2 separate regions of the Mus musculus genome follow, and region 2 is linked to region 1. A link is a loop called in an ENCODE intact Hi-C map of the cell type or tissue named here. Cell type or tissue: heart. All regions are shown on one strand.

What was found. Peaks named below come from ENCODE experiments on the same cell type or tissue, not always from the same donor. Only the 100,000 strongest peaks of a DNase experiment are listed, where the experiment ranks them.
Region 2: it touches region 1 in a loop (2.4-fold over the local background); 5 of 42 quality-filtered maps call a loop at or near these places.

Annotation. Positions count from the first base shown.
Region 1 is chr12:112,602,101-112,610,100 of GRCm38, forward strand. It overlaps Inf2 (inverted formin, FH2 and WH2 domain containing), which reads left to right. Exons shown (of 23, transcript NM_198411.2): 5 at 78-111; 6 at 981-1,122; 7 at 1,612-1,753; 8 at 1,914-2,762; 9 at 3,273-3,418; 10 at 3,694-3,755; 11 at 4,144-4,246; 12 at 4,873-4,958; 13 at 5,395-5,495; 14 at 6,229-6,299; 15 at 6,377-6,484; 16 at 6,748-6,818; 17 at 7,573-7,693. Among named protein-coding and RNA genes, the nearest start is that of Gm30048, 9.1 kb to the left of the region's middle. In heart, a CTCF peak has its summit at 3,860 (motif pointing left); a DNase peak (open chromatin) is centred at 3,851; H3K27ac peaks cover 963 bases.
Region 2 is chr12:112,501,431-112,509,430 of GRCm38, forward strand. Tmem179 (transmembrane protein 179) reads right to left here. Exons shown (of 4, transcript NM_178915.3): 2 at 3,104-3,241; 3 at 1,812-1,890; 4 at 1-492. The coding sequence ends at 313. Among named protein-coding and RNA genes, the nearest start is that of Tmem179, 5.7 kb to the right of the region's middle. In heart, a CTCF peak has its summit at 4,320; no DNase peak of the experiment used is centred here; H3K4me3 peaks cover 851 bases; H3K27ac peaks cover 1,774 bases; H3K27me3 peaks cover 4,332 bases.

The sequences.
Region 1 (8,000 bases):
GAACTGGAGACAGAGATAGGTCAGAGGCAGTCTCCAGACTTTCTAACCCCATCCATCCATCTATCCATCCATTCCAGGGCTACAGCTGCTGGATATTCTGACCCGGCTACGGTGAGTCCCTGCTGTGGCTGGTTCTGCCAGCTGCTCTCTCCCCGGTCCTTTCTTGGGGTTCCCACCACCTGGCCCAGATCTCCAGGCAGTATCTCCAGATGTGCTGAGAGATTGCTTCCAGAAGTGAACCTAGGACTCAGGCTAGACGCCTTCCTGGGCATTGCCCGTCGGAGCCATATGGGCAGGTTAGCCCAGGGCTTCCTGTTCACTCGGGATTCGGATGTGCAGCATGTCGTCGCTGTAGTGTGGTACATACTTCTGATGGTTGCACCCCTTGCTCTGGAGCTCTGGTATAGCACAGCCTGGCGTCTGTCTGCTGGCCCTGGCATCTCCAAAGTTGGGAGCCCAGTCCTGACTATAGTCAAGTCAGAGCCCACTGGGGGCTCTTTACTTCCAGGAAATCAGCGTGGGCAGCCTTACTGACTCCACTATTGTGGAAGTAGCCCCGTTGCAAAGCTCTGGGACCTGTCTCCAGGGGGACAGTGAGGGGGGCAGTTATTGGACAGGCAGAGGTGGTGGTGTCAGCACCTGCTCCCAGTTTATACTCCTGACATCTGACTCAGGCTAATCCCCTCCCCTCTCATGTTTCATGGTGGCCCAACCCCATTCTGCATCCATCATGAGAATCTACCCTACCCCATCCCTGTAGATGCCCAGGTATCCTCTGGGCAGCCTGGCAGGGTGGGAGGCTCAGACCCATGAATTACCACTCCAACTGCCATTCAGGCTGCAGAGCCTCAGGCTGGCCACAGAGTCAGTCGACCTGGGCCTTCTAGGTCCAGTGTGCTCACGTGGGCTGTGCCCAGGCTGGATCTGTGGGTAGGGATTCCAGTGGGACAGCCGCTCAGCCAATTATCCTTCTCCCTTAGAGACTTGGAGGATGCGGATCTGCTGATCCAGCTGGAAGCCTTCGAAGAGGCCAAAGCGGAGGACGAGGAGGAACTTCAGCGAATTAGCGATGGGATCAACATGAACAGCCACCAGGAAGTCTTTGCGTCCCTGTTCCACAAGGTGGGGCTTGGCTATCTAGGGCCAGGGCCTCTGCTTGGGTCAACCCAATGATGGCCGGGGCAGCGGCACAGAGCTGGTACCACAAGGCAGAGGCTGGGTTGTCCTGGGGAAGCGGTTCTGATGCAGGTCCCGGGACAAAGCTTCCAAAGATCAAAGCTATCCGAGTTGGCCATGCCTTCCTGCATCACAGCTAGGTGGTCATTATTGGGGACTTCAGAGAGCTCTGTGGCCTGGTAAGGAGGGTTCAGTAGACTGAATCTTCCTGGCCCCTCAGTCTCAGTTATTGAATGCAGCAGCTGTCATCTCAGGGTGACAGTAATAGGTAGAGACCAGGGGTGCCATTTAATGTCTCATAGCATGTCTCGGTGCCACCAGTAATCCTGCCACCGAGTCATTCATCACCAGGGCTTTAGTGAAGTGACAGGGCTGTAGGACAGGATGCCCCTGGCACATGAGAGGATAGCCATTTGTCCCTTTTGGTCAATTCAGGTGAGCTGTTCTCCAGCGTCGGCCCAGCTGCTGTCAGTATTGCAGGGTCTCATGCACCTGGAGCCTGCTGGCCGCTCAGGCCAACTGCTCTGGGAGGCCCTGGAAAACCTGGTGAACCGGGCTGTGCTCCTGGCCAGTGATGGTGAGAAGCTGGGAGGACTGAGGCGTGCCACAGGGCACAACCCGTCGTGAAGACCCCGAGGTCTTTGGCTATGTGGGGAGGCCATGTGGGAGGTGGCCACCCTTTGCCTTGTTTCCATCTCTGGCCCTCTCCCTTGACTCTGCACACTTCCTTCCTGCAGCCCAGGCTTGCACCCTGGAGGAGGTGGTTGAACGACTGCTGTCCATCAAAGGGCGGCCCCGACCAAGCCCCCTGGACAAGGCCCACAAGAGTGTCCAGACCAACTCAGTCCAGAATCAGGGCAGTTCCTCCCAAAACACTACTACTCCCACAACTAAAGTGGAAGGCCAGCAGCCAGTAGTGGCTTCTCCCTGCCAACACGTGGGCAGCATCCAGAGCTCCAGTGTTGACATAGCGCCACAGCCAGTAGCCCTTGAGCAGTGCATAACAGCCTTACCTCTACCTACCCCACCACTCTCCAGCTCCACCCCTGTGCTCCCTCCAACCCCACCCCCCCTGCCAGGCCCAGGGGCCACATCTCCCCTTCCCCCTCCCCCTCCCCCTTTGCCTCCCCCTTTGCCAGGCTCAGGGACCACATCTCCCCCTCCCCCTCCTCCTCCCCCTCCCCCCTTGCCACCCCCTCTGCCAGGCTCAGGGACCATATCTCCCCCTCCACCCCCACCCCCACCTCCCCTACCAGGTACAGGGGCTGTGTCTCCCCCACCCCCTCCGCCACTTCCATCTCTGCCTGATTCCCACAAGACCCAGCCCCCGCCCCCACCCCCACTCCCTGGCATGTGCCCAGTTCCTCCCCCTCCCCCACTACCCAGAGCAGGCCAGATACCTCCACCTCCTCCCCTGCCTGGTTTCTCTGTCCCCTCCATGATGGGTGGTGTGGAGGAGATCATTGTGGCCCAGGTCGACCACAGCCTGGGCTCAGCCTGGGTCCCCAGTCACCGCAGAGTGAATCCACCCACACTGAGAATGAAGAAGCTGAACTGGCAGAAGCTGCCATCCAATGTGGCACGAGGTGAGCCCCTCCCTGTTCCAGCCCAGCCTCTGAAGAGGGTAGGTACATACTGGTACATACTGGTCATTCTCCCTACGAGTGTCCACCGTTCCTGCGCCTACCTTTGCTTAGCCAAGGCAGCCAGGCCCTGTCAAGGCTTCGTTCCTACCTGTCTTACATGGGACTAAAGGCCACCTCAGAGGATATAGTCTCATCCAGTACACAGCCCTGTGGGTCATAGGTGTCTGCTGCTATAGGCCCTGCCCTGCCCTCTCTAAGGTTCTCTGCACAGTGGCCTAGGTGTTAGGTGCTGAAACCGACAGAAGGCAAGGCAGGGAGAGACCTGGTCACCTGCCAGCATGGACGTGTGTGCCCACACATGTGTACATAGCGTGGAGGGTGGATGATGCATTCAACCCCGGCTGGGCTCCATGCACGTCCTGTTCAGTCCTCAGAGGCCTCGCTTGGCCCAGCTGGAGCCCCAGGCCCGCAGTAAGCATGGGTTTCAGCAGAGCCTTGCCTGCCCCGCAGAGCGCAACTCCATGTGGGCCACACTGGGCAGCCCCTGCACAGCCGCAGTGGAGCCCGACTTCTCCAGCATTGAGCAGCTGTTCTCCTTCCCCACGGCTAAGCCCAAGGAGCCCTCTGCTGCCCCCGCCAGGAAGGAGCCCAAAGAAGTAAGACTAATGACAGGGCCTGACCTCTCTCTCCTCCCTGTGTGTGTGTGTGAGAGTATGTGTGTGTGTCTGTGTATGTCTCTGTGTGTGTGTATGTGTGTCTGTGTGTGTCTGTGTGTATATGTGTGTGTCTGTCTGTGTGTATGTATGTATGTGTGTGTCTGTGTGTGTGTGTCTCTGTGTGTGTCTGTGTGTATGTATGTGTGTGTCTGTGTGTGTGTGTGTGAGACATCCTCTGCCCACCCTCCAGATACCAGCTAAATGGGGGTTTCTAGGTCACTTTTCTGGACTCCAAGAAGAGCCTGAACCTCAACATCTTCCTGAAGCAATTTAAATGGTGAGTGAGGGAGTAGTGTTGCTGCCAAACTCAGCCCCAGCCGAGCAGCCAGCTCTGCCCGGCATCCCAGCCCTGCCCAGCAGTGCCCTCTGCAGGCCGGCCAGGTCCATGCATGCTCCATCCCCAGGGCAGGAGGCTGTGGGTAGCTACCATAGTCTTATCTAAGATTCCTACATGCCAGAGTACAAGCGATGCCCAGAAAATCACTGATAGACCATAGACAAGCTGTGGCCAAGTCAAGGGAAGACAGCCCTGCCTCCCAGTTTCCAAACCCTTACCTAAGAGTCCCTCCAGTAGCGCCTCGGGTGCCCACCAGCCACCCCCATCTCTAAGCATGGCAGGAGACAGGGAAATTTCCTGCTTCTTCACCCCTGCCCCCCCCCTCCAGTTCCAATGAAGAAGTCACCAGCATGATCCAGGCTGGAGACACCAGCAAGTTTGATGTGGAGGTCCTCAAACAGCTTCTAAAGCTTCTTCCAGAGAAGCATGAGGTGAGCCGGGGCCCTGATCAACCCCAGGAAGCAGGGATAGCAAAGGCCTGACCCACCTCACCCCAGGGGAGGCCCAAGGCTGGAGCCCCAGACCTGACCCACCTCACCCCGGGGGAGGCCCAAGGCTGGAGCCCCAGACCTGACCCACCTCACCCCGGGGGAGGCCCAAGGCTGGAGCCCCAGACCTGACCCACCTCACCCCAGGGGAGGCCCAAGGCTGGAGCCCCAGACCTGACCCACCTCACCCCGGGGAGACCCAAGGCTGGAGCCCCAGACCTGACCCACCTCACCCCAGGGGAAACCCAAGGCTGGAGCCCCAGACCTGACCCACCTCACCCCAGGGGAGGCCCAAGGCTGGAGCCCCAGACCTGACCCACCTCACCCCGGGGGAGACCCAAGGCTGGAGCCCCAGACCTGACCCACCTCACCCCAGGGGAAACCCAAGGCTGGAGCCCCAGACCTGACCCACCTCACCCTGGTGGAGACCCAAGGCTGGAGCCCCAGACCTGACCCACCTCACCCTGGTGGAGACCCAAGGCTGGAGCCCCATGGCTCTTCATGAGGAGCTGAGGCAGGCAGGTGCCGGTTGGGCAGACGATTGGTTCCTACATGTGGCCCTCCTGCAGATTGAGAACCTACGGGCGTTCACTGAGGAGCGAGCCAAGTTGTCCAATGCTGACCAGTTCTATGTTCTGCTCCTGGACATTCCCTGGTGAGCATGGTGGCCCTGGGATCCTGCTTAACCCGTGAGGAAGGAAAGGTGGAGAGAGCAGGGCAGGAGCCGAGCTTGGGTGAGGGAGGAAGGCAGGGCAGGAAGGCAGCTGTCTCTGAAACAGAGTCCCTAGGGCACTGGGAATGAGTCATCTGGCCTGACGCCTAAGCGTTGCTCCTGCTTCTCAGCCCCTCTCAGAGCAGAGGTGAGACCTCTTATGCCCTGAGGCCAGAGACTTCCTCAGAAGCTCCAGGCATCCTGGGCTGCTACCAAGTTGCCCGGGCCTGACTTCTGTCCTGGGCACAGGCCTAGGAATGTATATGTTCTCAGCCCAGGCTATGGGGACTCTCCCTCAGCCCACCCACCAAGGGCAGAGCATGTTCCCAGTGGCAAGCATGGTGGAACCTCCAGGCCCTAACCCCCTCCTGTGCACCAGCTACCCGCTGCGGGTGGAGTGCATGATGCTGTGTGAGGGAACGGCCATCGTCCTGGACATGGTGCGGCCCAAGGCCCAGCTGGTGCTCACTGCCTGCGAGAGTGAGTGGGGCCCAGAAGCCTACGGGGCTGGGAGGGATGGGCCTTCCACGTGTGTCAGCCCCTGCTGGAGCCATGTCACAATGGCCACGTGAGGTGCCAGCTTTGCCACCGAAACCCATAGTCACCTCTGCTGCTAACACACACACACACTCGGTCCTATACACTCAACTCATTGCACACTTGAATGAGGGCACACACTCCATACCCACAGGAACAGCATGCGTGCATATATATTCATATACAGCCACTCAGACACACAGAGCCACAAGGGTATACATACACTGACAATCATATATCCGCCTTCTGTGAACAAAGAATGGGAGAAACCTGCTTGGCCACAGTGCAGGGACACAGATGGGCTCACTTCTCTCACAAACACAGCACGGGACTCCCCACTCCCATCTCAACCACTGCACTGGGCAGGTCCTCTCTGCCACCCATGGGACAGGGTCCTGAGCACTTGGGGTGGGGGGGTGCCACAGACTGGAAGGAGTTCCTGTAGCATCCCAGAGTCCTCACCCAAAGTTCCTGGTCATGGCCATACACCTGCTGAAGCTGAGGGTCCAGCAGACGTGAACACTGCAGAACGTATCCCCGGTGTCCCTACACCTATGGATGGTGAAGGACCATAATCCCACATAGCCCTGGCCTTGTTTCCTTTCTGGTGCTGGGATGGGCCTGGGCAATACCCAGAGGCCTTGGGCCCTCCTTCAACCCTGCTCATCCATCTTAGGCCTGCTCACCAGCCAGCGGTTGCCAGTCTTCTGTCAGCTGATCCTCAAAATCGGGAATTTCCTCAACTACGTAAGTCAGAGCTGTCCTGTGGCCTGCCTCCCACCGTACCCTGAGAGTCAGGGTGCCTCACTCCCTGTCCCTCACAGGGCAGCCACACGGGAGATGCAGATGGTTTCAAGATTAGCACCTTGCTGAAGCTCACAGAGACCAAGTCCCAGCAGAGTCGCGTGACGCTGCTGCACCACGTGCTGGAGGTGACCTCTGGGGAACCGAGTTGGGTGGGGTGGGGTGGGGTGCTCCCTGTGGCTATCTCTGCTCTGTCCTCAGGCCTATTATTCTTGAGACTGAGCCACAACACTACCTGTCCTCAGCAGGCCTTAGCTACCACCACCCCCATACATGTTGGGACAGGCTCAAGCGTGATGTAGAGGCCCCAGGAGGGTCAGAGGGCTGGTGGGAGTTCTACTCACGACAGGCTCAGGACCAACAGGGATCTTACTGGTACACTGTGTTTCAGGAAGTGGAGAAGAGCCACCCGGACCTCCTACAGCTATCCCGGGACCTGGAGCCACCCTCTCAAGCTGCAGGGTGGGTGTTCCTGCCAACCCAGTGCCTTAGCAGCTCAGACTGATTCTAGCCTCCTGAACAGCAGGGCCTGATAACAGCTAAAGCATAGCCCTGTGCCTCAGGACCACTCCAGAGATGCTGACGCTTATGGTGGGTCAGGACTGTGTCAGCTATAGCTGTCAGCTGTGTGACTTAGATCAGAACATGAGGCCCAGAAGGGTTGGGGCGACTGTCTGGCACAGCCTCTCTACAAAGTGAACTTTCCTCACAGCATAAGCCAGGTCACGCCAGCTCACGATGCAGATGAGGCGCTGAGGCTTGAGAGTGGTGGCTTGGGTCTCACCACCCAGCAAGCAGGCGAACCCCAGGGGCAAAGTCTGTGCTCCCGTGCTCCACTGCATCGGGAACTTTGGGTTCAGTAGCTGCTAGGCCTTAGGGCTAATCAGGCAAGAATGGAAGTGGGCCCAACAGCTTTGCTAAGGCTCCCAGCTATGCCCAATATGACACAGGCCCTATTCTACAACGAGGGACCGACCAACATCTTGACAGGACTGGCTGAGTTGAGTGTCACTAGAACAGGCACCTAAGCATACAGGGTCCCCTCAGGACTGACTAGCTCCTGGAACCTGCAGTGTGAAAAGTGTGAGTGACCCAGGGCCCGTAGTGGGGTGTTTGAAGAGGCCTGCGTAGTCTCAGGGACTGTTCAGGCTCGTTGTGACCGTGTGTCCGCTGATGCCTGATGACCCCACCCATCTCGCCCCTCGGCGCCTTTCAGAATCAACGTGGAGATCATCCACTCAGAGGCCAGTGCCAACCTGAAGAAGCTTCTAGAAGCGGAGCGGAAGGTGTCCGCTTCCATCCCTGAGGTGCAGAAGCAGTACGCTGAGCGCCTCCAGGTAAGCCGGCAGAAGATAGCCCTCCCAGTACATTCTGTGGAGGAACACAGATCCTGGGATGTGCAGGGATGGATAGAACAGTGGGTGGACGAGCAGCTTTGCTGGTGAACACAGGCCAAGCCAAGCGGACAACAGCCCGAATCAGCAGAGCAGCTCCTCTGGCTCCTCTGTGGGCTCCCTGGCCCTAGGCTGAGGCTCCCAGGAACCCCCAGCATGCCACAGACCCTGTTCTACATGCAGACCTCTGCCCAAGGGTCCTGTGCCTAGGGCCACACCAGCATTTGCTTGCGACTCACTTGATGGTGAC
Region 2 (8,000 bases), 100 kb before region 1:
CGACGGCACCTCGGTTCTGCACTCACACCCCCATCCACACACATGCTCACATGCATGCACATATATAGACAAAGGGTCACACGGGTGAAGGAGTATGCGTCAAAGGCCAGGACTGGAAGCTGGAAGTCACCCCCTCCCCAAGTCTCTGGATCTCTGCCCCATCACTGTCAGGCTCTCCATGGGAACTCAGGTGCCCTGCTCACGGTGGGCGGGGCCAAGAGACACATGCAGAGCTGTGTTGGCCAGCCTGGATGGGTCCCCAGCGCCCCCTCCCCATGCAGGCCTCAGGAAAGGGGGCCACCCTTGCACAGCCTAGATGACAGCACTCTTCTCCCCCTGGAAGGAGGTGCGGGAGGTAGGCCTGGCTAGCAGAAGCTCCTTCTCGTGAACCAGGCTGTCCAACAGGTCCTCCTGGCGGTAGTTGTGATAAACCTTCAGGAAAGCCAGAGTGGTGATCGCCAGCCAGGCCAGCCAGGAGGCCCACAGTCCAAACTGCATGGAAGGCAGAGAAGTGTCAGGGGGAGTGTGGCTCATTGCCCAGTGTGCTCAGTACCCACCTCCTCGCTCTAGCTCTGTGGGAAAGGGAAGGGAACATTAAGGCAAGAGCAGGCAGGCGGGCAGCAGGGACCTGAGAGCCCATGCACACCCACATTTGGCTTATTCTCTGCAGTGATCATTATGTCCTATAGTCACAAGAACCCAGCTTTGTGCAGAGCCTTGGGGGCTTGGCCATTATGGAGGAGCAGGCCCTGGGCGGAGCTCTCCCCTCCCCCACTACTCTGGGCTCTAAGGAATGCCTATAGATCAGGGAGCCCCTCTAGTCAGAGGAATAAATTGACCTTTATCTGCTGTTTCCAAACAGCTGAAGGAGAAACAATGTAATCAACTCCAGGTCTGCACAGCATCAAACCAATTCTCATTTGAGCGTGCTGGTCTTCAGATTGCGCATGCCTCTGTCTAATTGGTCCAAATTAGTCCTAAAGCATCTTAGGCTAACGTTGGCGTGAAGGTCTCTTTGACCGTTTCAGCTCATTTCTGCAAAGAACTTTTGGACTTCCAAAGGCGTTGACAGTGACAGGGACCATCTCAGCCTAGTGTTTGACAAACCAGAGCCTCCAGAAGCCAGCATGGAGCATGGGAGGGTGTCACGGAGGATGAAAGCCACAGGCAGTGTGGGAAGGGACAGGTGTCCATTCCCCCCACCTAGGTGTCTCTACCCTGCACCACCTCTGCTTGAGGTACAAACGCAAAGTCCAGAGACAGGAAAATCCTAAAGCTTTCCCAGGGCCCTCGAGGTCCCCAAAGTCACATGCAAGGTAGAGCAAGGTGAGGCTGGGATCTCCCTAGGACAGACACCGCATTTCACGGTAGCAAGTGGCTCAGGGACCCTCCAGCATTCCCTGAATGGAACCAGACCAGACTCTGTCCCACTAGCAACCACAGACCCTAGGCCCCATTTCCAGCACAATCTGCCATCTCCCATTCCCCAACCCCCTTCCCTCTCAGCCACCCAGCACTTTCCATTCTCTGGCCCCTGAGGTCGCTCCTCATGTCTGCCTTTGCTGACTCCCCTATCTCCCAACCCCTGACACAAGTCTTGCTCAGAGACCCCACTCTCCTAACCTCTCCTAGGAAATCTCTTGCTCCACAGCCTGCACCTCCCCGGCATGGCCCCACCGTATCTGAGTCTGTTTCCTTATCTGGGATCCGGGAGTCTGTTCTATCTGTCGAGGTCTCACCCCTCACCCCAACAGAGCCATTCCCTTCCGGCCAGAGACAGACCCCGCCTACCTGCCCGAGACCCCGCCTACCTGGGCGATAGCAAACTGATGGTAGAAGGCAGAGTTGTCGACGTTCAGCTCCAAGTCCGTTTCCTGGAACTCCTCGCAGCTAAAATAGCACGAAGCCAAGTGGCTGGTGACTTGTGAGCCCCTGAGCCCCCAAGCCCCCGAGCCCCCCAGGCCCCGAGCCCCTGAGCCCCCAAGTCAAAAGGCAGCAGAGCTAGGATGCAGAGAATACTTCCCCTAACCACTGAGTGGCGTCTTAGATCAACCTGATACAAGCTAAAGTCGAGAGGCAGGAACCTCAATTGAGAAAATGCTTCCAGGCTGCAGACAAGCCTGTAAGACATTTTCTTACTTAGTGATTGGTGGGAAATAGCCCCACCCATTGTGGGCGTGGCCACCCCTGGCTGAGCAGATCTAGAGGAGCAAGCCAGTAAGCAGCACCCCTCCAGTGGCTTCTGCCTCAGGTCCTGCCTCCAGGTCCCTGCCCTGCTGTGTTCATGTCTTGACTTTCTTTGATGAGGAACTGTGATATTGAAGTGTAAGCTGAATAAACCCTTTCCTCCCCAAGACGCGTTGGCCGGGGTGTTCCATTGCAGCAGTCAAAACCCTAAGACAGAGGGGCCAGTACCCAAAGGGACAGATGCCTCTAGGAACTCCACTCGGGGTCAGCTTTGGCCCCTCACTGGGTGGAGCAAGACAGGCTTCAAAGAAGAGGAGCTGCAGACCTTTACGACTGGCCCGGAGCACTATCTTGTCACTGTCTGTCCGGCACTCGGGGTCATGAGCTGCTCTGTCTAGTCAGTCCTGCAGTTCCCAGTCTGAGATGGATGTGATGCCCCCTGAGGCACATTGCACTGTGTCCCTGCATAAGTGTCACAGGGACACCATGAGGGCAATCTCCACTCACCAACCACAAACTAACATCATGGCGACACAGTGGAGTTAGCTTCAGAGCGAGCTAAGGCTAGCAAGTGTGCCAGGCGGTGTCAACTGCAGGATCCCATCTGGTGCCTCTCGGCCCACAGGGACCTTCCATGTGTAATGCTGTAGGGCTACTAGACCAAAGAGGTGCCTGACATTGAGTGGGCGGGTCTTAGGGGCATGGCAACAGGTGTGGGGGGGGCGCAGGTGGGCGGGTCTTAGGGGCATGGCAACAGGTGCGGGGGTGGGGCGCAGGTGGGTGGGTCTTAGGGAAAAGGCAACAGGTGTAGGGGTGGGGCACAGGTGGGCAAAGCCTCAGATTCAGGAAGAAAAACATAGGGACCCAGGTAAAGGTGGGTCTTGTAGGTGGCTGATGAAGCAGGGGTGAGGCATACCTGTGGGGTGTGGAGCCCTTCTCAGTGATGGTGTCACACCACATGGTGAAGCCCACACTCACGATGGTGCTGGCAATGAAGACCAGGAAGACCACAAAGGCACTGACCAGGAGGTTCAGGAAGGCGTAGAAGAAGGAGCTGCAGTGGAGTCAAGAGATGGATGCTGAAGGAGCCACTCAAGGTCTGACCCCAAATAGCTCCCCTTGAAACAGGAGGGGGGATGTCCAGGTTTTCTGGTGAGCACCTGGGGCCCTGATGGGATGGAATGGGGCTCAGAGGGCTGCTTCCATCTCCTCTGCTGCCATCCCTGCAAATGTTCCGATGTTGAGCTGCCATCTTGTTCTCTCGCAGACTGGGAGTTGGGGACTTGCCACCACTGATGTACCGGGGAACCAGGGCCAAGTCAAGAACTCAAGATCATGAGTCCTTCTAAGACCACCTACTCACTTAGTCACTCCATGTCACAGCTATGGATCCGTGTCCCCTCAAATACACAGAAATCCCAAATGCCACGGTGTGAGCACCAGGCCCTCTAAGCCCTATGTAAAGAAGGGTACAAGCAAGAGGAGAAAACCCGTCTCCCTTGCCCTTTGCTGCCTGAATCCAGGTCACACATTAACCCAGCCCCACTTCCCTCCTCAGAGAAAGAGAGCATGTGGGAGTTCTCACCCCACCATACTCTCCAAGGTCACCAAACTGTGGGAGGTCCACAGCAGAGAACAGAGCAGCCAATTAAGGACCCTGCCCACCTCCAGCCCGTGGTGGGATGGATACCAGGTCCAGGTCATTTGTACTCAGATACTAAACGTTGTGACAAAAGTGGATTCAAGGTGAGAAACTGTTAGATGGGTCTTAAAAACAAACAGCCACGAAACAATGGTTGCCATGACTTAACAGCCATTTGCACTGCTGGTGGCCTTGTTCACTTATGCATTCATTCCACAAGCCCTCTTGACCCTACGGCAGCCCTGTGCTGAACACAGAAGGAGGGCAGAGGCACAGGAATGGTGTAACCCTGACACTCAAGGTGAATAAGCTAAGAGTAACTCAGGTCACCTCTCCCCAACTCGCCACAAGTGATACCCAGCTGCCCTGGGATCACACAGGGCTGCCTGTGAAGCCACAAAGCTTGGTGACCATGGGGCTGACATGGGTAGTCACGGCATGAAGGGCAGTCGAGGAGTGGTATCCTGCTATAGCTACACAACCCCCAGGGGGTGCTGTGTGATGCTGGCCCTGTCTGTGAGCAGCTATATGCACTGCCCACAGATCACCTACTGAGCTCACCACACTGTGCCTGTCTGTCATCCGTGGCCACAAATGTCACTCATGGCAGCTCTTAGCCCTGCCCACCTGACAACTATACTGGCTTTCCCTTTAGCCACCCTCTGTCCCAAGGCTGACAGGAACCAGGGCAAGACCTGATATCCACTGCTTTTATGTGGCCCGGAGCAGGGACTCGGTGCCTTCCTCTTCCAGCATGGACGAAGACAAGAATGCAATGCATTTTGCTCCAGATAGGGACAGGGAAATGGAAAAGGGGACATATTCCTGGTCTTCCAGAGACTGCCTCGGGCTGGCATGTCCCTTCTGATCCTCCCCACACGATCCCTAGATCCCCTAGCCAGAAATGGTGACAAGGACACTGTGGTCCTGTGGTAGTTAGTTTTTCTGTAGCTTGACCCAAGCTCGGACCATCTGGAAAGAGAGAACCTTAACTGAGAAGATGCCTCCACCAAACTGGCCTGTGGGCAAATCTATGAGCAATCTTGATCGATGATTGATATGGGGAGCCCAGCCTGCTCTGGACAGTGCCACCCCTGGGCAGGTGATCCTGGGTTGTATAAAAAAGCAGACTGAGCAAACCCCGGGGAACAAGCCAGTAAATAGTGTTCCTCCATGGCCTTTGCTGCAGTATCTGCTCCATGCCCCGACCTTGGGCTCCTGCCTCCCTTCATGATGGATGAGCTAAACGCCAGAAAATGAAACCCGCTCATCTGAGCCTCACTTTCTCCCTCTGAGTCATGTTCTCAGAGCTTCTCCCATGGATCACTGGAAAGACTTATGTGGGTGAGGGACTGTGAACTTCGAGCCCATGTACCCTGGAGTGCTCACTGGCCACCCTGTACTGTCTCAGCACAGACCTGGACTGAGAAGGGCCCACTGGCCTCCCAGCCCCTCAGTGAGCTCACCTGCAGCTGTAATAGGTAAGACACTGATATATGCTCACACACCCACTCTGGCTATGTTGTCCCCACCAAGGAAGACAGGGTGATCAAGGACAGCCACCCCCAAGTCCCCATGGGCAGAGGCAAGGGCACAGGACTGTCCAGGCACAGAAATCCATCTCACAGGACAGCTGAGAACTGGGGGTTATGGACAAAACCCCTTGAAGGGGGTATCTATCCCTCCCTCTGCTGGACAGCCAGCCCCCTGCAATCTTTCCAAGGTCCCTGTCCAGCAGTGTCCTCAGTGCCTGACACTTCCTGACAACATCCCTGAAGTGAGTTTGAGACTGCAGATCTGAGATGCAGGAGCTCTGGTCCTAGCGAAAAGCCCACGAAGCTGGATCACCGCCAGGCTGACGTCTCCAGTTCTTGATTTGTTACTGTTGTTTTGTTTGTCTGTGTTTGGTTGGTTGGTTGGGTTTGTTTGTTTGTTTGTTTGTTTGTTTGACTTTTGGGGGTTTGTTTTTAATATAATATGCTAGGCCTTCCAGACCCTTGAAGAACTTCATGTGCCCAGAGCCACACCTGGATCCTGTTTCCTGGGTTTAGAATGCCACTCCTCCCTGTCCCTGAACACACACTCCAAGGACAGGCCAACACAGGAGAGTGGGTGGAAAGGCACAGCACACACAGGGTTAACCCATCTTCCTCTCATTGCATCTCAGGGTGCCCAGCCTTGGATGTGCTGTCTCCATGGCGACAGCTATCCTGGGAAGCCCTGGGAGCAATTTGAAGGCTGAGCGACAGGTGTGAGCAGGCAGATGGGTTATGCTAAGCCAGTGCTCACTATTCAGTCCGACCCTCACAGACTGCTAACCAACCCCAACCCGAAGAGCTGCTCTTGAGCAAAGCCTTAGGCATACAGCTCACCTGGGCCCTCCCATCTCCCTGAGGGATGTCCCTGAAACTCTAGGTGTCATGGATCATTCACAAAATGGTACACCCGCCTCTACAATGTTGCCCTGGACTCTGCTTCTCTGCATCTCTATATCTCTGCAGCCAGAGCCCGCTTAGCATGACAGACATGCTCTCTACATGGTAGAATATGGCCCATATGTTCAGCACCAACCACGAGAGTCCATGAAGAGGCTACAGGGTAGCCCTAGGACTGATTGGAAAGCACCTCAGTGACCTCCGGGGTTGGCACCTAATCTGAGAATCAGAGAATGAGAATGCCTGGAACATAGCCAGATAAGCCCTGTAAGTCCCAGGGCTGGCAAGCCTGGCATCCTCCACAGGCTGGATATCCAGTGGCCCTGCAGGCCCTTGTCTACCACATGATCTCACTGTAAATGCCTGCCCTGCCCCTTTGAGACTCCCGAGTCCCCTCTGATGGCCTGACACTTGCTCACTTGGCCTCTGCAGTCTGACTGGTAATTGTGATGACATCACTGTTTTCCATAGGCCACCTGACCCCTTGCTGACCTCCGCAGACCAGGTTATGAGTCAACAGTCAAAGTAAGGCCAGCTGTGCAGCCACAGAATTATAAACCTCATGGTCCAGACACTTGTCATTGTGTGGTGACTCCTACACTCCAGGCTCCATGCTTGGCCTGCAGACACAGACTAAGGTATGCCTGCACTGGCCTCATGTCCCTGGGTGTGATAGGTATTTGCGGCATGGGGCAGCTCAGCAGAGCTGTGCCCCAGTCCCACACTGTGGGTTTTGGTAAGCACTGATGGCACAGTTGGCTCACTGCCACCTGGATCATATAGGGGACAGGGTGAAGGACAGCAGCCAGGCAGCCACCTGGCCCTTGCCAATAATGCCTGGTAGCCAAGCAGGACCCTGGAGAAGATGAAGCTAGACAAAGTCACATGCTAGTCTATAGAAGCCTGAGCAGAGGCCATTCACGGTTAGAAACAGTGGAGCATCAAGAACTGGATCACAGGTTCAGAGACTCCAGTTGGTCCACAAGAGACGGTGCCCAGACCTGGCCTCTAGTGTGGACTCAAGACTATGCTAGATCTCCTCCAAGTGTTATGATGTGTCAAGTCACCTACAGTCCCCTAAATCCTGCCACAGGTCTTGGCTGAGTATGTGATAGAAGGCATCGTTCTCTCTGCACCTCTATGCCTTGGCAGCCAGAGCCCATTTAGCATAGCAGACAATCAGCCTGGACCATTCCGCCGGAGGGCAAACACCCAAAGGAGCCCTGGGTAGCTGGAAACTGCAGGCCTCGTGATGCTGGTACGGCCTGGGTCTGTAGCCTGACTCGTGCAGAACAGTCATCCCTGTGTAAACAAGATCCCCACCTGCAAGCGCAGGGGCTCTTCATGGCCCCTGGTGCCCCAGCCTCTGGTGGTCCCATACACGGACCACACACATGGGTCCTCCCTAGGGAACTTCCCTTGGGTCAACCTGGCTAGACCATGTCCGCCATGAGGCTGCCTCTCCTACAGGAAAGCCCCGAAGGCCAGAGGAGTCAGATCAGGCTATCTTCCCACTGACCACCGCCATGTCACCTGTCTCAGGGTGCTCCCTCCTGCCTCAATCTGCACACAGTGAGGTGACTCCCAGTTTGTGGACAAAAGCTCTCAAATTCATATGAACAATGAAAGACTGGTGTCAAGGAATGCTCCTCAGGAGGGACAAGACTCTGTCCTACGGAAGAGTCTCATCCTCCCAGCCAAGTTTGGTCCACATTACCTGGAGGCTCTTAGGACCA